Regions from separate parts of the Mus musculus genome. Here region 1 is linked to region 2. The links are chromatin loops, found by intact Hi-C in ENCODE. Cell type or tissue: left cerebral cortex. All regions are shown on one strand. Links, peaks and the distances in the headings refer to the core of each region. The heading gives the core; the rest is flanking DNA. Region 1 has its middle 30 kb from the start of Gm39699. Region 2 has its middle 20 kb from the start of Gm22114.

Region 1 (8,340 bases), core at 205-8,204, 76 kb after region 2:
GAATATAGAATTGTAAGTCTCCATATGGCTTTTTCATAATCTTTTGATTTAGTTAACTGTTTCTTCCACCCTCTTGTTCCCATAATCCCCAACACCTTCTTGCTTAAACTTTCTCACTCTAGTATTTCCCATTGCTACTTTCACATTACTTATGTCCTACTATCCTCCCTTCCTTAAGGTAACCTCTTTCAATGCCCTCTTTCTGGTTTCCTGGCTTCTACAGGTATTTCAAACTTAACACACTCAATTAGAAAGTCAAAACTAGAATCCACATATGAGAGAAAGTATGTGGCATTTATTTTTAGTGCCTGGTAACCCTCACTTAATACACTTTTTTTTTCAGTTTTATCAATTTATTCTCAAAATTTATCATTTCATTTTTCTTTATAGATGAATGACATTCCATTTGCATATGTAGTACATTTTCATTATCCATTCATCGGTCAATTGACATCCAGACTAATGTTATTTCCTAGCTATCATGACTAGGTCTGCAGTGAACATGGAGGATAAAGTATCTCTATAGCAAGAAATAGAGTCCTTTGGATATATGCCTGGGAATGCTAGAGCTAGATCATATGGTGGTTCTCTCTCTACATTGTTGAGGGGTCAGCACACTGATTTCCACAGAGGCTATACCAGTTTAAAATCCCATACATTGAGTTGTAAATATTCCTCTTTCCTCACATCTCCAGCATTTGCTGTCATTTGATTCCTCCATGATAACCATTCTGACTGGAGTTCTTAACGGAGTTTTGATATACATTTGCCCAATAGTTACTGATATTGAACAATTTTAAAATGTTTATTAAACAAATCAAAACCAAAATATACTTTAAAGAAAAATGTATTACTAGAAACAAAGCATTTGATAGTTTTTGTTCCTGTCACAAGGATATTTTCTTTCAAGACCACCTCACAACCTCCCCCACACTAACTTGGTGCCCTACAAGTCAATTCAATTCCATACTGACTGCTTAGTTTCAAACTCAACAGGTTAAGAGCTCAGACACACCTTCATCCCAGGTGCCACTGCAAGTATAAGATCCCTCAGTTAACCAAATTTCCTTCTAAACAGGCTATAAATGTGCATGTTCCTATAATATCCACTCTCCAGTTTCAACAGTTTTCAGGGTAAAAATCACAGAAAGATGGAGTTCTAAACCACCTGATCAGAAGGCAAACAAAATAGAGAGAGGGTGGCACAGATTCCCCATGCACTCTGAGCACAACATTGTCCTAGCGCTGTGATACAGTCCATCTTTAGAGTTTTTATGGAATTCTCAGTCCACAGGCATGATTAAGTCACTGGCCATTGGTGATCAACAGACCTCCCTCCTGCCTGGGTTTGAGGTATATGGCTGAAATCTCTGTTTCTAATCAGCACTTGTTTTTTTTTTAATATCCAATCCTCATCCCAAAACTAAGAGCCTGACTGTAGGAGTCACCTCATGTGATGACCATTCCTGGTTGCCAACTCAACTGTATCTGGAATGAACTACAATCCAGAAATGGAGGGCACACCTGTGATCCAGATCTTGAAGGCACAGGTTTCTGACATGGATCTTAACACAGAGATCTTAAGGCATAGTGGCCATGAGAAGCTTAGGACCAAGCAAGCTAGTACATACCTTTAATCCCGGCAGATTGAGGCAAGCAGATCTCTGAGTTCAAGGTCAACCTGGAACAAAGCAAGTTCCAGATCCAGGTATGGTGGTACACACTTATAATCTGGGCCACACCTCCTACATTGGAAGAAGGAAGATTCACTCTTCTTTGACTGCTTTCATTCACTTACCAACACATCTGTTGGAACCTACTTCTCAGAAGATCAACTTAAAGAACTAGTCTTGTGGGAGGTCTGAACAACTACTAGATTCTTGGACTTCCCGTTCACAGCTGACCATTGTTGGGTTAATTGGACTACAGACTGTAAGTCATCACAATAAACTCCCTTAATATATAGATACTTTCCATACATTCTGTGACTCTAGAGAACCCTAAAACACCTCAGTAGAACAAGTCATAGTCCTGTCATTCTGATAATTCAGGATGAACCCTGCTCCAAGAAGTTAATACAAACCCCAACTAGCATTCATTTACATCACTAGCACACCTTTTATCAAGAGATAATATGTGCCAAAAGTTTCTAAAAAGAAATCCAAAATGTAGAGCAAAATTTGCCTGAACCAAAAGGTAAAATAGATGACTGCACACAATAACTATTTAACAGCTATAACCCAGCAGAAGACCAACAGAGAAGTAGGTTTTAACATGTATGTAAACCAGCAAGACGAGTGCACATCCATAAAGCCAATAGCTCCTCCCAATAGCAACAGACCATGTAGCCTTCTCAGGTGTATGCAGAACATCATCCACACTGGCCGTGAGTTAGTTAGCCTATGAAACAAAAGTTTCAAACAATGTAAAGAAATTTAAATCAAATAAGGCATATTCTCCAGATGTAAATTTGGGGGACTCATGAGAGGTGAAAATGAAACAACATACATCTAACTCATAGTGGATCGCTGTGGTGGTTTGAATAAAAATGGCCCACATAGGCTCATAGGGAGCAGCACTATTAGCAGGTGTAGCCTTGTCAGAGTGGGTGTGGCTTTGTTAGAGTGGGTGTGACCTTGTTGGAGTGGTTGTGACCTTGTTGGAGTGGGTGTGGCCTTGATTGAGGAAGTGTGCCGTTGAGGGTAGGCTTGGAGGTTTCAGATGTTTAAGCCAGGCCCAATGTATCATTCTCTCTTCCTGATGCCTGAGAATCCAAATGTAAAACTCTCAGCCCCTCTGCAGTACCCTATTTGCCTGCCCTCTGCCATGCTTCCCACCATGACAATTATGGACTAACCCCTTGAGCTGTAAGCCAGCCCCAGTTAAGTGTTTCCTATATAACAGTTGCCAGCACGTATGTAGCAGAAGACCATCTGCCTTGTCTCGCCCCAGTGGGAGATGATGTGCTTAATCCTGTAGAGACTTGATGCTCCAGGGAAGTGAGATGTCCTGGGCACCCTCTCAGAGGCGAAGGGGAGGGGTATAAGGTGAAGAATTCTGGGAGGGGGTACCTGGAGGGGATCAACATTTGGAATGTAAATAAACAAAATAATTAATTTAAAAAAAGAAGTGTTGCCCTGGTCATAGTGTCTTTTCACAGCAATAGAAACCCTAAGACAAAAGAAATTACAAGGCAACCTTCAGAGGCTGCACACATTGTTTTCTTATGTGTGTATGTCAGCATTAATGTGCACAGCTACAACTCTGGTGTGTAGAGGTGCCATTAATCTGAAACGCTATCCAAACAAAGTAGTTTACATTACTGTGAGGAAACATAAAGCAATATAAATAGGAAAATATAGATCAATCAACCTCTGCCACACAGGATTTTGTGGTGGACCAAATACAATAATATGTAGTGAGACCTTTGCCATTTATAATACAAAGATGAGTCACTGCAGTTGCTCATCTGTTCAGGTTGGTAGACATTCCATCTAGATCCAAGGCTGACTCAACCTCTAATTGAACAAACTCTAAAAAAAGAAAAAACAAAAAGGAGAGAAAGAGAGAGAGAGAGAGAGAGAGAGAGAGAGAGAGAGAGAGGAAGAAAGAAAGAAAGAAAGAAAGAAAGAAAGAAAGAAAGAAAGAAAGAAAGAAAGAAAGAAAGAAAGAAAGAAAGAAAGAAAGAAAGAAAGAGAAAAGAAAGAAAAGTAGATCATTGTACTGAATTCAATATTTGCTTGCCAACATTTGAACTTTAATTCAAGCACGGGAGTGCGTTTCTCCACAAGGCTGATGAGAGTCTGGCTTTCTGGGAGCAGAGGTCTACAACGGTAGGCATTACCAAATACGGAAGCACGTAGGTGTCCTGTTTCTTGCAGATGGCCTTGTCTTGATTGAACATAGTTCCTCATTTTTCTCAAAGGTTTTAAGTAATGTCTTTTTATGTTGGGGAAAAAAAACAATGAATGGGACTGAATAAAATTCTACAGCCTTGAATTATAAATGCAGGCAGAACATACATGGTGACACACGCCTATAATCTCAGCACTCGGGAGGCAGAGTAGTGAGTTCAAGGTCATTTTAGGCTATGTAGCAAGACCCTATGTTATATACATATATTCAGACAGATTTGAAGTTTGCAGAGTCTCATCTTAGACCTATGCTATCAGCTATATAATACCCTTCTCTAAATCTGGCATATATGCAGCTCAGCTCTCAGAGGAAATAAGAAACAGCTTGTGTGACATCAGAATATAAAGCAATTTTATATATTGGAGAAAGAGTAAAACTTCAATACTTTCACATACTCCCCTCCAGGATTTCCCATCAAGAGATCATTTTAAAACATAACATGGCTCAAAATAGCCTTGGCATTTGGCCCAGTTCATTTGCCACAACTGAGAATTTTCTTTGGCATTCCATTTTATTGTAAAATGTTATGTATCTTCATAATATCTCTGTGTTTATCTTTATGATAAAGTTGATTCTTTTCTTCTCTTTCCCCTTACTCCCTTCCTCTCCCTACGTCTCCATCCCTTTCCCTCCCTGCCCCTCCTCCCATCCCCAGCACCCTACCTTCTGTGTGTTCCTACACCAGAGATAGGTATCTTTCTCCACCACTCTCCACCTTACTTACTGAGACAGAGTCTCTGGTTTGACTAGGCTGGAAAGACAATGAACTCCAGGGATCCACTTGTCTCTGCTCCCCCAGTCCTGGGATTATAGAAGTTACAGATGAGTACCACAATATCTCACAATTTTGTAGGTCCTGGGGTTCAAACACAGGTCCTCCTATTTGCATGACAGCCACTTTACCAACTGAACCAACTACCCCATCCCTTCCTTCCCATTTTAAAATAAAAAGTAGTTTAAGTGACTTCATAATGACACTCTGAAGAGGATCCACCTGTGTAGCTTCCAGCCACAGCTTCATACCGCACTGCGTTCCCCATTTAGAACTCTGGGATAGTGCCGTGAGAGAATCCTGCTGCCTCTCTCTCCCAGATCCTTGCCTGATACAAAACCTTGTTTACAATTCTGGGGAAGCAAGCCTGAAGATACTGTTATGGCCTGCTTCCCGGGGCTCTCTGCTGATTATCGGGGCTCAGCTTACACAGTGTGTTCTGCTCACTGATGTATCATCCCCGTGCTTGGCACTATGCTGAGCACACTGGAGGTGTTCTACTGACATTTCTCAGATGACTAATACTGCCCAGGGATCTTGTTTATCGAATCCTTTGTTCCAAGAAATAAATAATGTATCCCAAAATAAAATATTGAACAGGAATTATTGTTTATTGGGGTTTAAGGCTAGGCATGTACATACGGCCATCTCATGATTTGGGGACATAAAAATGGGCAGGCAGGATGGTGCATTGACTGTGGGTTTGGAGTGATCACCTGCCTCAAGCTCGCTGACTTGCCTTTGGTGATGGCCCATAACCTGAAGTTCCATGCACATTCAGGGCTTAACGATTCATCATTTGTGGCTGGCAAGATGTTCAGTGGATAAAGTCACTTGCAGAATGCACAGTAGAAATAGAAAAGCAGACCCTGAGAATTATTCTCTCTCTCTCTCTCTCTCTCTCTCTCTCTCACACACACACACACACACACACAGAGAGAGAGAGAGAGAGAGAGAGAGAGAGAGAGAGAGAGAGAGAGAGAGAGTAAACTTTAAGTTGAGAGAAGTAAGACCAGTAACTCTGAAATGAAGGCTCACTCCTGTCAGCCTCAACAGCTCTCCTCTCAGAAGGAAATCCTTCTGAAGGCCAGGGATACCAAAGGGATGGATGCTTTGTTTCTGACAAAAGGGTTATTGACATAGCTTGACTGAAATGGTGTAGCATTTGAATATCTCACACCCTAGTGGGTCTACCTAGGGCCTCCTTTTACCTCATTGCTCTGTGGATGCAACCCAGTTAGAAGCTACTTACTGCATGTGTGGATCACAGCCAGCTGAGCTGAGTACATCCTAGCAAATATCTGTTCCAAATATAAAATAACACACTAGGTTTTAAAGACTTTGGAGGAGAAGAGAAACATAAAATAATCTCAATAATTTCGCATTGATTGTATGTCAAACTGACAACATAGCCTTGGATTGATCATGTCTGTCCACTCTCTTCTGAAAAGGGAAGTGGGCCCAATTAATGTCTAGAATTTCTGCATCTGATAGAAGACAATAAGCCACTTTAGGTTAATCCTCCAACAAATGGCCTCTGAAAAAAATTTTGAAGGGATCATAAGCAAACAAAGTCTTTGTAAATTAAATATATGAGTAAGCATACTATAGTCCAACAATCTACAGACATGCCACAGTAGTTGTTTGAGGGGGAAACAGATAATTAATATAAAAGGAAATAAACTAAGGGTCTATATTTGTTACTTTTTTCATTATTACAACAAAATACCCGAGAAATGCATTTTAAAGGAAGAAGTGTAGTCTATGAGACAGGGAAGACAGGGTGGCATGGGGCCCCTGGTCACACTGTACATGCAGTTAGAGCAGGAGAGGACATGAATGCTGGTGCTCAGTTGCTTTTCTCCTTTTATACATTTCTGGACCCAGCTGGTGGAATGGTGCCAAATGCATCCCAGATTCAATTAAACCTGTCCAGTCACTTCTTCCCAGGCATGCCCAGAGACTTGTCATGTAGATGATTCTAGAACTGGCCAAGTTGGCAATTAATACTAGCCATCACAGGACCCTTGCACAATATGAAGATAGTAGTTTGTCATAAACTAGGGTTGTCTAACTTTCTGTGTATGAAGTCCCAAAAATTAAAGATTATCATTTACAAAAAGTATTGGTCTGGATGGGCTCCCTGCTCAGAGTAGAAAGCTGGAAGCACCAAGAGAAACAAATGGGTCAGAAAGACGTCAGGCTCACCTGTCTTTAGGGCCCCAGACAACCACTCTGAATGCTAAGTTAACTCATGTCTCACCTGGGACCACAGGCTACAGCCATCCAGTCTCTGCTCTGTTCACAAAGCAGAAGAAAAAACTTCATTTAAAAAGATTGCTCTGACTTTACATAATGAGACGTTATGTAAAGAACAAACTTTATTTCAGGGACAGTACTGACCAGAGCAAACAGTGATAAGGAGAAAGGATTAAAAACATGTCAATCACATTTATGCCTCTGAGCATTCAGTGTGTACACAAACCTCACCCCATCAGCAGTTTCTCCAGGCACCAAACCCACTAACACGTCGGTGTTGAAAAAAATTTAGGTGACCATCTCAGCATCCACCGACTTGTTTCGGGGCTGGATGAAGGAGGTATTTTCATCAGCACCATCTGTTAAGAATTTGCTCATTTTGCAAGTTGATTTAAAAAAAAAAGCAGCAAGATTATTTTGACAGTTGTCTCCTGATGTCCTCCGCTGTGAGTTACAATGCATCTTTCTAAAATTCATACCTTTAAGTCCTAACACCCGGCATCCTAGAAAATGATGCAAATAGGCTCGATGCTGGTGTGACTAAGATGAGGTCAAACTGCAGCAGTGACTGGCATCATGTTTTAAAAGGGAACTGAGAGAGAGAGAGAGAGAGAGAGAGAGAGATGTGACAATGAAGGAAACAATAGAAATGACAATTCCACAAACCGAGGACCCTAAAGATTGACAGTGACCCACCAGACACCAGGAGAGATCCCCAGGGAGTCTGCTCTTCCTCACAGCCTTCAGAAGGGATGGCCTTGCCAACCTTGATCTCTCTCTGAACTCTGAGAACTGTGAGAAAATACATTCATCTGTGAAACCACGGAGATTGTGATACCCTGTTATGCTGTGACTGGTAAATGAACATAAGCCCACAACGTAAACTGATGATTGGTGAAAACTATCTTCCACTGATACTGAGATACAGCAGGCTCTGGTTACGAACCGAGTCGGTAAATAGCCTGGCTCCATCAATCACCTGGAAGCTATGAAGCTGAGAAAATACAGCACACCCTGAACTGACAAGTGAGTGCAATAACCGTCTTACCTTATGGGACGAAATGAGCTGATGCTGTTCTGCACTCGAAAACATTACCTGTTCTTACTGGTTAGGTACATTGTAAGTTATAAAATACTTTCTTGTCTTTTGTTTCTTTCTTTCTTCATATTCCAAGAGCATCGGGTTGTTATTTACATTTTACAACTAGATTGTGAATCTCACGGATTTAACTAGAAATCTGGGTGGAATTAAGATACAAGGTGGTTGGAATGACACCTGATCCACCTCCTGTTTCAGTAACGTTGGACACATTTTCTAATCCCTTCTATGTACCTACTCTTCCAGATGAGATCTTTCACCCAGTGAGCACACTCAGTCCTCCATAATCAGAGCC
Region 2 (8,340 bases), core at 214-8,213:
AATTTGTCTCCTTCAAACACACATTTAGCAAGATTAAAAAGAACATCACCAGCCTTTTGGGAAATGTATAGCCTCCAATTTTCCTTTTAGTATGGAAGGTGCCAAAGATGTAAACACATTTAAAGGGGGAAAAAATCTCAAAAATTCCCCTCCTAAGAGCACTGAGCCAAGCACTGCAATCCTTGATGGACATTGCATCTTCACATTGGACAGGCACCTACTTACCAAGGGCAAGATGGGAATAGGAGGGGATGGCTGGAGTTTAGGAGGGGTTCTTCTGGGGAAACACCCACATGCAAATATAGATCTACCCCTTCAGTGAGTTACTAGGAATGAAGCGCTCACTGTGGGGTGTCCATTTACTGTGTACACTTTAGTTTACAGTTGCATCTGTGCAGGAAGACCTTGAGAGTAGACTTTAGACTGGAGACTGGAGAACAAGAATCATTATGTAAGGAAAGAGCTGTGGGAAAGATGCTGGTGGCCAGAGGGAAGTGTTCTAACCCAGAACACACCTGTGCCTTCTTCTAGCAGTCTCTAACACAATTGGAAAACTGATGGTGGTGTTGTTGTTGTTGATGATGATGATGATGGTGGTGATAAGACTTCCTCTTGCCTTTTTGATCCAGAGATCTATTTGTATTCCCAAGGCTAGAAAGATAGCTTAGTCATTGAAGTCTAGCTTTCTTCTACATTGTCCCCCATTTTCTTCCTGATACCCATTTCCAGCATAAGATTCTATATAACTTTACCATCCTTTGAGAGAGAGAAAAAAAAGAATCCATCGCAAAGATGTGCTAGTTTCTTTTGATGGGTTAAATTCTGTGTGATAATGAGAGTATTTAGACTCACCTGGGTATTAGAACGGATATGGACTTTATCGTTCATTGAGTCCTCCATACATTTTAGATGGTTTCATAGAGGTATCTAGATAATGACTGCATTTAGCCGGGGAACTTCCTCAGCTCTCTCCCATGATTGCCTTCCATTAGATATTAATGTACATTGACTTGGGAGATTTCAAACCAGAGTGGCTTTCTAGAAAAGGCTGAGGACCATGTGCTGTCCCTGTGGAGTGTTGTTTCCAAACTCCTCCCAACCCTCTTGTTCTTTCCACCAGTGTGGATGGCCCTGGTGGTACTGTAGGATGAAAGAGGGCAGCATATCACTTACCACTCCTACGGGATGCTGGATTTGCCGATGGCTTTGTGAAACTGTCTTAAATGAGCAGCTATTATTGTATCAAGGACACCACTGGCCCCAAATGTGCCCTACAAAGGCAAAAAAAAACTGATCTCAATCTCTTCCCTTATCCCTTGGACTCTGGGTTGAGGTTGTTTAAAAACTTCCATGTCCAAGTGGCTAAGTCACCTGCCATCTGTCTTCCTGACCTTTCCCTTCACGTGGAGTACTCTCAAAATATCCCAAAATGCTAGGCGGCTCTTTATCAGTGCTCCACTTACCCATTAGACTTATCAAAGCCAGATACTGTGGCAGCATCTCTGCCAGATGAGCTGCACTCTGCTCCCTGGCTGGGAATAGGAGTTAGGATAGCTGAGGACCTTACCACTAGGCATGGCAGCACAAACCACCTGACCTCCTAAACTGCCTTCAGTCACATGAACAGAGTTATCCAGAGGTAGTTAGAGATGGCTGTCACTGGGAGCATGGCTGGGGGCCATGCCTGCGCTATCTGTGCTCAGTCAGTTCAAAGGATACAGTTTTGTTATAAAGGAGTAAAAAAGATGGTGGGAGGAAACAAGGCAGGTAAGACACTCTACCATTCTCTTCCTTCTTCCCCCTTTATATATCAGTGATATCCTTCTTAAATCAAGACTCTGTATGTAGGGCAAGAAACTGAGGTGCATCAAAAATATCAATGGTTACCAGGCACACAGTTTGTCGCACCAGCAGGACACCTGTGGAAGCTCACTGTCGTGGGGATGGTACTGATGTGAATTCAGGGAAGGAAAGTGAGCTGAAGGAACCCCTCCTAGGCTCGCAGCTACTAAAGAGCATCATTTTTTTCTTTGCCTGAGGCAAGCCAGTAGGCACTCGGCTCTCTCCCTCCTGCTGCAAGCCTATTTGTCTCTGACTCACAGGATGACTAGGATGAAATTTCATTATCCGTTTGCTTTCCATCTCTTGAAGTTTCTGGCTCTAGGTTTGCAGCAAGCTTCAAGTCTACTAAAGGGTTTTTGACTGATATGCAGCAGCATTGAATCATGGTAGATTTTCACACATTCATAATTACTCTTCTGAAGTAGCACACATTCACTGTTATCTCCGGATAAGAGGAGCAGAGAGAACAACAATGTCATTTTGCTACTTGCTTCTAAGAGATGGAAGCAATTTGTGACCTAGTTTTTTGAGTATCCTAAATTCCCTTGAGGCTAAAGTGAAAAGCAGAGCCTTGAAAGGCTGAGATGGAGACCAAATGAAGAATGATGCCTGTCTCAGTGGCCCCTCCCTACCATATCTGTGAACAGAGAAGCAAGGAAGGGTGGGGTTTTTCCACTGGGCTACACCTAGTGATGTACATAAAAATGGGAAGAACTGCAGATATCAGAGTTTATATGAATCCTGTTATTCTATGACTGAACTTGTAAAACAATCATTTTGGTTTTTAAACTGACTGAGCTCCATGTTAAAAATCTCTCTAGCTCTGTGTCTATGTTAATCATAGACCCAAAACATAGGGAAACAACAAAATTATGTCTCCAGAGGTTGCCACACATCTGACTTTTTTTGGTTTGGGTTTGTTTGTTTGTTTGTTTATTGTTTTGTTTTGTTTTGTTTTGTGGCAGTGGTGGTGATGGAAAATTAAATAGCTTCTCCTAGGCCCATGCTTGACTGGGAATGAAACAAAAAGAGTCACATATTCTGATCTGTGAAGTCCAAGGAGGGCACCTGCAGTGTTTAACAAGCCTTGCCCTGCCCACACTGAGTGACTGTTTCCCATACATCTAAACGCAACAGGCCATTTTGGTCTAGTCTCCAGATACTGTTAGTCCCCCTTCTACTGAGTTGCATAGAAATGCTATCACTTGAAAATACAGAGAAAAATTAAAGTTAGAGGAAGGGCAATATTATTCACCTGAAAACAGAGAGTGCTCTAAAGAAGAGGTGACATGGACTCTTTCTGAATTTATTTGGTTATAAAAGTGAACAAAGCTGGACATAGGGGTGAATGCCTGTGATTCCAACACAGTAGAAGCTGAGGCGGGAGAATCATGAGTTCAAGGCCATAGGAAGACACTATCTGGAAAATAAAATAAAATAAAATAAAATAAAATAAAAGCAGAACGTCAAAGAATATGTACTCCTGGACTTCACAAATGTATTAGCTCTGTATTGATTTCCCTGTATTCAGGGACATTGTCAGCCATTCGTACACATTCTACCAAGACGCGGTCCCATCGTCCATCTTCTAGAACACCTAGAGAGAAGTGATTCCACAAAGATGTCACAGCTCCCCAGACATAAAATTAATTAATTAATATTAATTAATGTTAATTAAAGCTCTTCTGGCTTGTAGTCTGTAGCTATTTTTAATGCATCATATCATTCCTTTGTAGGAGAATTTATACCCATAATGAAGATATTTCTCGAACAGTAGATCCTTTAAACAGTAAAGAAATGAAAGGAAAAACACGCAGAGTAGATTAGTTACAGGGTAAGGGAGAGATATTTGTATTCTGCCTAAACCAACACATTGCAGCTGCTTTCTCACCATCAGGTTAAGTGGGAACAAATCTGGGGGATTCTGACACATGTGTTAGCCCATTTCCTGTCACTATAACAAAATGTCTGAAAATGGGTACTTACAGAACTAAAAAAGGTTTGTTTAGCTCACAGGCTTGGAAACCAGATACCTAGGATTGGACCACTCCACCCTTTTGCCATGACCTTTTTGGCTGCATCACAGTTTGCTAGAATGACAACAAATACAAAGGACAGAAAGAGGCATGATTGGACAGGAAACCAGAGAGTAAAGAGGAGCCAGCCCCCATCTTTCCATAACACAATTCGGTTTTACCAAAACCGACTCATTCAATGCAACACAGCATTGATCCCTTATGAGTGCTAATGCTTTTAATAGTCTAACCATCTCCCACTAGGCCTTACTGTTTCAAAGATCCCACCACCATGCTGGTGGACCCACTTTCTAGCACATGAAATCTTGTGTTAGCATTCTGTCTCTGATCCACTGCACCTTCCATCGCCTGACTGGGAGTGACCTTCAGGCTAACACACAAGGTTACCATTCACTGCATCTGGTGAAAAACTTCATTATATAACATCTACTCTGTCAAGAGTGTAAATAAGTTGGACCAATGTCTCAAAATCAGGACCCTGCACACCTGCTTTCAACTGACTATAGAATACAGGATGTGTAATTTTACAGAAATAAATGCGAACGGCCTGAACTAAGGAGTGGTGTCATGGCCCTCACACATACTCATGACTTGCATATACAATGAGTAGGATAAAAGTCGACGTGAAATGGCAGACCACAGACAACTAGTTATTTTCCCCAGTGATCAGTCTCAGCACTCTCTCCCTCTCCAAACCAAATTTGTTCAGTGTCCGGTAAAGCTAATTTGAGCTGAGTTGCTATGGGAACTGAGAAAGGGGTTCCTGGAAATGTAATCATAATTGCTGTCATCTCAAAGGGCAGCAGCTTGAGACTCCAGTGCTCTCCCATATGTCTGCATTAGGCTAGTGTTAGCAAATGGGTGTCAAAAGTCATTTGCAGTCAAATTGCTAAGAGAATAACCAGCAGTGTTGGGTGTTGCTCAACTAAGCTGCTTTGTCAAAGGACAAATTTGTCATCATTGTTTTTGAGGTAAGATTCTCTTTGCAAGGTCTCATTTCATTGCCTGGAATAGAATCTAAATGTTGTCTGTCACCAGACACAAATCTTAGGACCCGTGAAGGTAAAAACTCTGAGCCGCGAATCTCCTTGGGTTCAGAGGATCTGTTAGAAAACTTGAGAGTTGCTAGACAATCGCTGGATATTCTACCAGGTTTTAGAAAAAAAGATAGGTGGTGTGGGGTTGGTGATTTCATAATTTCAAGATTCAAAAGCCCAGTGGAATCAGGCCACAGACTTGAAATGTGTCCTTGGGATCAGCTGGTCTTTGCTACTCAAAAATGTGAGCCACATACCTGCAGCATTGATGCGACCTAAGAGCTTGTTATATATAGACGCCCAGACCCAGACCCAGACTTGATGATTTATAACCCACCATTCTCAGATGGTCTAGCTGTGCACTGATTTTGGGAAGCGCTACACTAGTGAAATGTCTTAATTTGATAGAAAAAATGGCTGAAATCTTGACTGAAGTCCAAAGAAGTGAAGGAACTTTGCCCAATGTACAGATGGGTCTTGGTAGTAGACCCAGAACCAGATCCTACCATGCCTGAGAGGCAGAATCTTCCCATCACCCCATGGGACTTCTTAAAAGCAGGAACTGAGAAGGGTATGAGAAATTTCATAAGAGATCTTCTTGTTTTATGGCACTCCCAGACATTAAACTTTTTCTGACCTCAAATTGCACTGAGGGGGACAGGAATTCTGAGAAGGATTAGGACAGTAACTAATTGAAGGAGAAACTATTCCACATATCTCTTTAACAAGGCTGAAAGTGAGCCGCCTTCCTAGGGGTTGACTCTTGACTATGTGAGTAACCTGACCCAACTGGAAGATTAGGAGTCCATCAACACCAGAGATTCTATTCTCTTGACCACGTGTTTTCTTAATGAGCCTTTACTGCTGCTCTAAGAACATTTGCTGGCCTCATTCAGGTGAAAATGACCAGCCTTCATGTCTATTTGTGGTGTTCTCTATCACCCTATGAAAGCACCTGGCAAATGTTCACTTGAAAACTGAGAAGACCAGATGACCTTTGACCTGTCTATCTTCACACCATTCCTTAAAGAGTCCTATTGTCACAATCTATAAGTTAGTGTGAATTACTCCACAGTGTAATTTTCAGCCTTTTCATTTTCAGAAAGCTAAAATGTCTTTTTCTGATCATTGGAAGTTTAAAAATGGGACTAACAGGGGGTTTAGGGAGGGTCCAGATTCTGCCCACCCTCTCTGGAATTGCAGAACAGAGCTCTGCTTAGGCAGCAGTGGCTGGTTACCAGTGTTTCCCATGCCAATCATTCAGTGTGAAAGAGTGTGTGTTGTGACTATGCTTGGTACCTCACCCCAAAGTAGAAAATAGTATTCTCTCCACTTCCAGATGCCTGAGAACACATAACATCTAGTGACTACCAGAGCCTGGCAAGAGCTCGCCAGTCCTCCTTTCTCCTCTCTCCCCTTTTCCCTCAGTCACCACTAGATGACCTAGCCAAGCCTCACCTTATCCCATAAGTACAAGTCATTAATTCCTAGTTCTTTACTAATGATTTGATTCTGATACCTACAGTCACAAATCATCCCCTAACTTAGCAGTTTAGCACAAGGGCAGTTTTATTATCTCTCACAGTTTTATCAATGGGCCTGGTCTCTAGCTGGGCATGCCCTACTCTATGTACAGACTGCAAGGGCTGTCGTCTTTGATTGGTTGGAACTATCCGAGATAGCTCATTCACAGGCAGAGATTGAGGTAGAACAAAAACAAACCCGAGAACTTATGCTTGCTCCCTCCCTCCCTCCCTCCCTCCCTCCCTCCCTCCCTCCTTCCTTCCCTCCCTCTCCTCTCTATCCCCCTCCCTCCTCCTCCTTCCTCCCTCCTTCTCATCCCTTCAAGGTGTCCTAAAGCATGATTGATTTTCACATGGCAGCTTCAGGCTCTCAAAATAATAAAAATCAAGATTTCCCCCACTTTGTTAAAGCTTAAACCCAATCTGAGCTAGAACAGTGGCTATGTCCCAGTGTGTACTGTATTAGTTAAAATGAGCCAGTGATTGCCCAGAGGCTAACAATCACAGGATTCTCAAAAAGACCTCCAGGGACAGCCAACTCCTTCATTTTTCTAATTGTTTCCTGTTGCTTGGAGATCACAAGAAAGTCTATCAACATGTAAAAGTATGTTTTTATATCTGTTTTCATACAGATGGGTACTTTCCTGGTGGAAAAAAAAAACTCCCAGATTTCCTTATACTATCTAAGGGATCTGTCACCCACCCGGAGAATTCTACATCACAGGAATGAGTCAGAGAAGATTCTATAGACCATCTGTTCAATTGCTATGTGGAGCTGTGGCGCTTCGGGAAGCGTATGGGGTTCGTAGCGCATCTCATTAGCTGGATTTGGAATTCTGAGACTCAGGCAAGAGCCTCATCTCTATACATTACAAGACTCTTTAATTTTTAGCAGAGTTGTTTAAATAATCAATGTTCTCCATAAGGACGGTAGGCTGATTTATTCTGAAGGATTTACCTGGGTTTGATGTAATAAGACGCAGGCATAGCCATGATTAACATTCTTCCTATAGTATACTGTGTTGCCCTCCAGTAAAAAGCCACCATCAATCTAGTTTGATACCTATCTAATTGGATTGGAATCTGCAGGTCAGTGGAATACATGCTAGTATAATGTTATTTTACAATAAGAAATCTGAAATTTAAATAATTTGTCTCAATAGTTTAGAGGCATTTCAAGTAGAAACTAGGGCTCAAATCCAATTTTCCTGGTTTTGACTCTCCAGGGCTTTGTAACAAGGAGGAGCAAAAATACAAGTACAAACTACCAGCCTTTCTCACAGGATGCTACTAAAATTCAAGGATGGAGAGTGGGGACAGGATTATGATCCATGTTTTATAAGTGATCCAAAACAGAATTTCAAAGTATCACACTTACAATTTAATTAAAAAGTAATACCTCATAATATCTATCAATTGAGTATAATAGTAATGTAAGAATGTGAGCATTTTAATCTATGCACTCAGACCTACTCACTTGACAAAGTAGGAAACAATGATTCAGAAGCATCCAAACTTTTGACAAAATATTGTCAACCTCAAGTATGTTGGACTGTATTCATAGCTACCCTGGGGTGCACAGAGGCCACACCTAGAGATTGTCTCACACCTAAGATAACTGATCCAAAGCAGAACCCATGCAAGGCCTGGTCCATTGACTCCCTGTTCCACCCTGAGTCCACACCTCTCTCTTTCTGCACTGGACAGATTCCCATGCGAAAAATCATCCCCATATATGAGAAGGACCATTTCTAGCCAGCTAGCCATCACTCTGAAAAGACTTCAAGAACTGCCAGTCGGTCTTTTACCTTTTACTGCAAATCTCTGTTCCGATGCATCGGAGGTTGCTGCCTTTCAGTTCTTGTGTCTCTGCCTTTAGTTCTTGTGTTTCTTTATCATTGA

The links. Hi-C counts contacts between places; a loop is a spot of excess contacts. Peaks named below come from ENCODE experiments on the same cell type or tissue, not always from the same donor. Only the 100,000 strongest peaks of a DNase experiment are listed, where the experiment ranks them.
Region 1: a loop joins it to region 2, with 2.8 times the contacts of the local background. A loop is called at or near these places in 4 of 42 quality-filtered maps.

What each region holds. Positions count from the first base shown.
Region 1 is chr1:169,891,525-169,899,864 of GRCm38, forward strand. No RefSeq gene overlaps it. Among named protein-coding and RNA genes, the nearest start is that of Gm39699, 30 kb to the right of the region's middle. In left cerebral cortex, for the core only: no CTCF peak of the experiment used is centred there; DNase peaks (open chromatin) are centred at 4,331, 4,985, 5,920, 7,301 and 1 more place; H3K27ac peaks cover 4,309 bases.
Region 2 is chr1:169,815,042-169,823,381 of GRCm38, forward strand. No RefSeq gene overlaps it. Among named protein-coding and RNA genes, the nearest start is that of Gm22114, 20 kb to the left of the region's middle. In left cerebral cortex, for the core only: no CTCF peak of the experiment used is centred there; DNase peaks (open chromatin) are centred at 2,110, 3,790, 4,669, 6,561 and 1 more place; H3K27ac peaks cover 4,175 bases.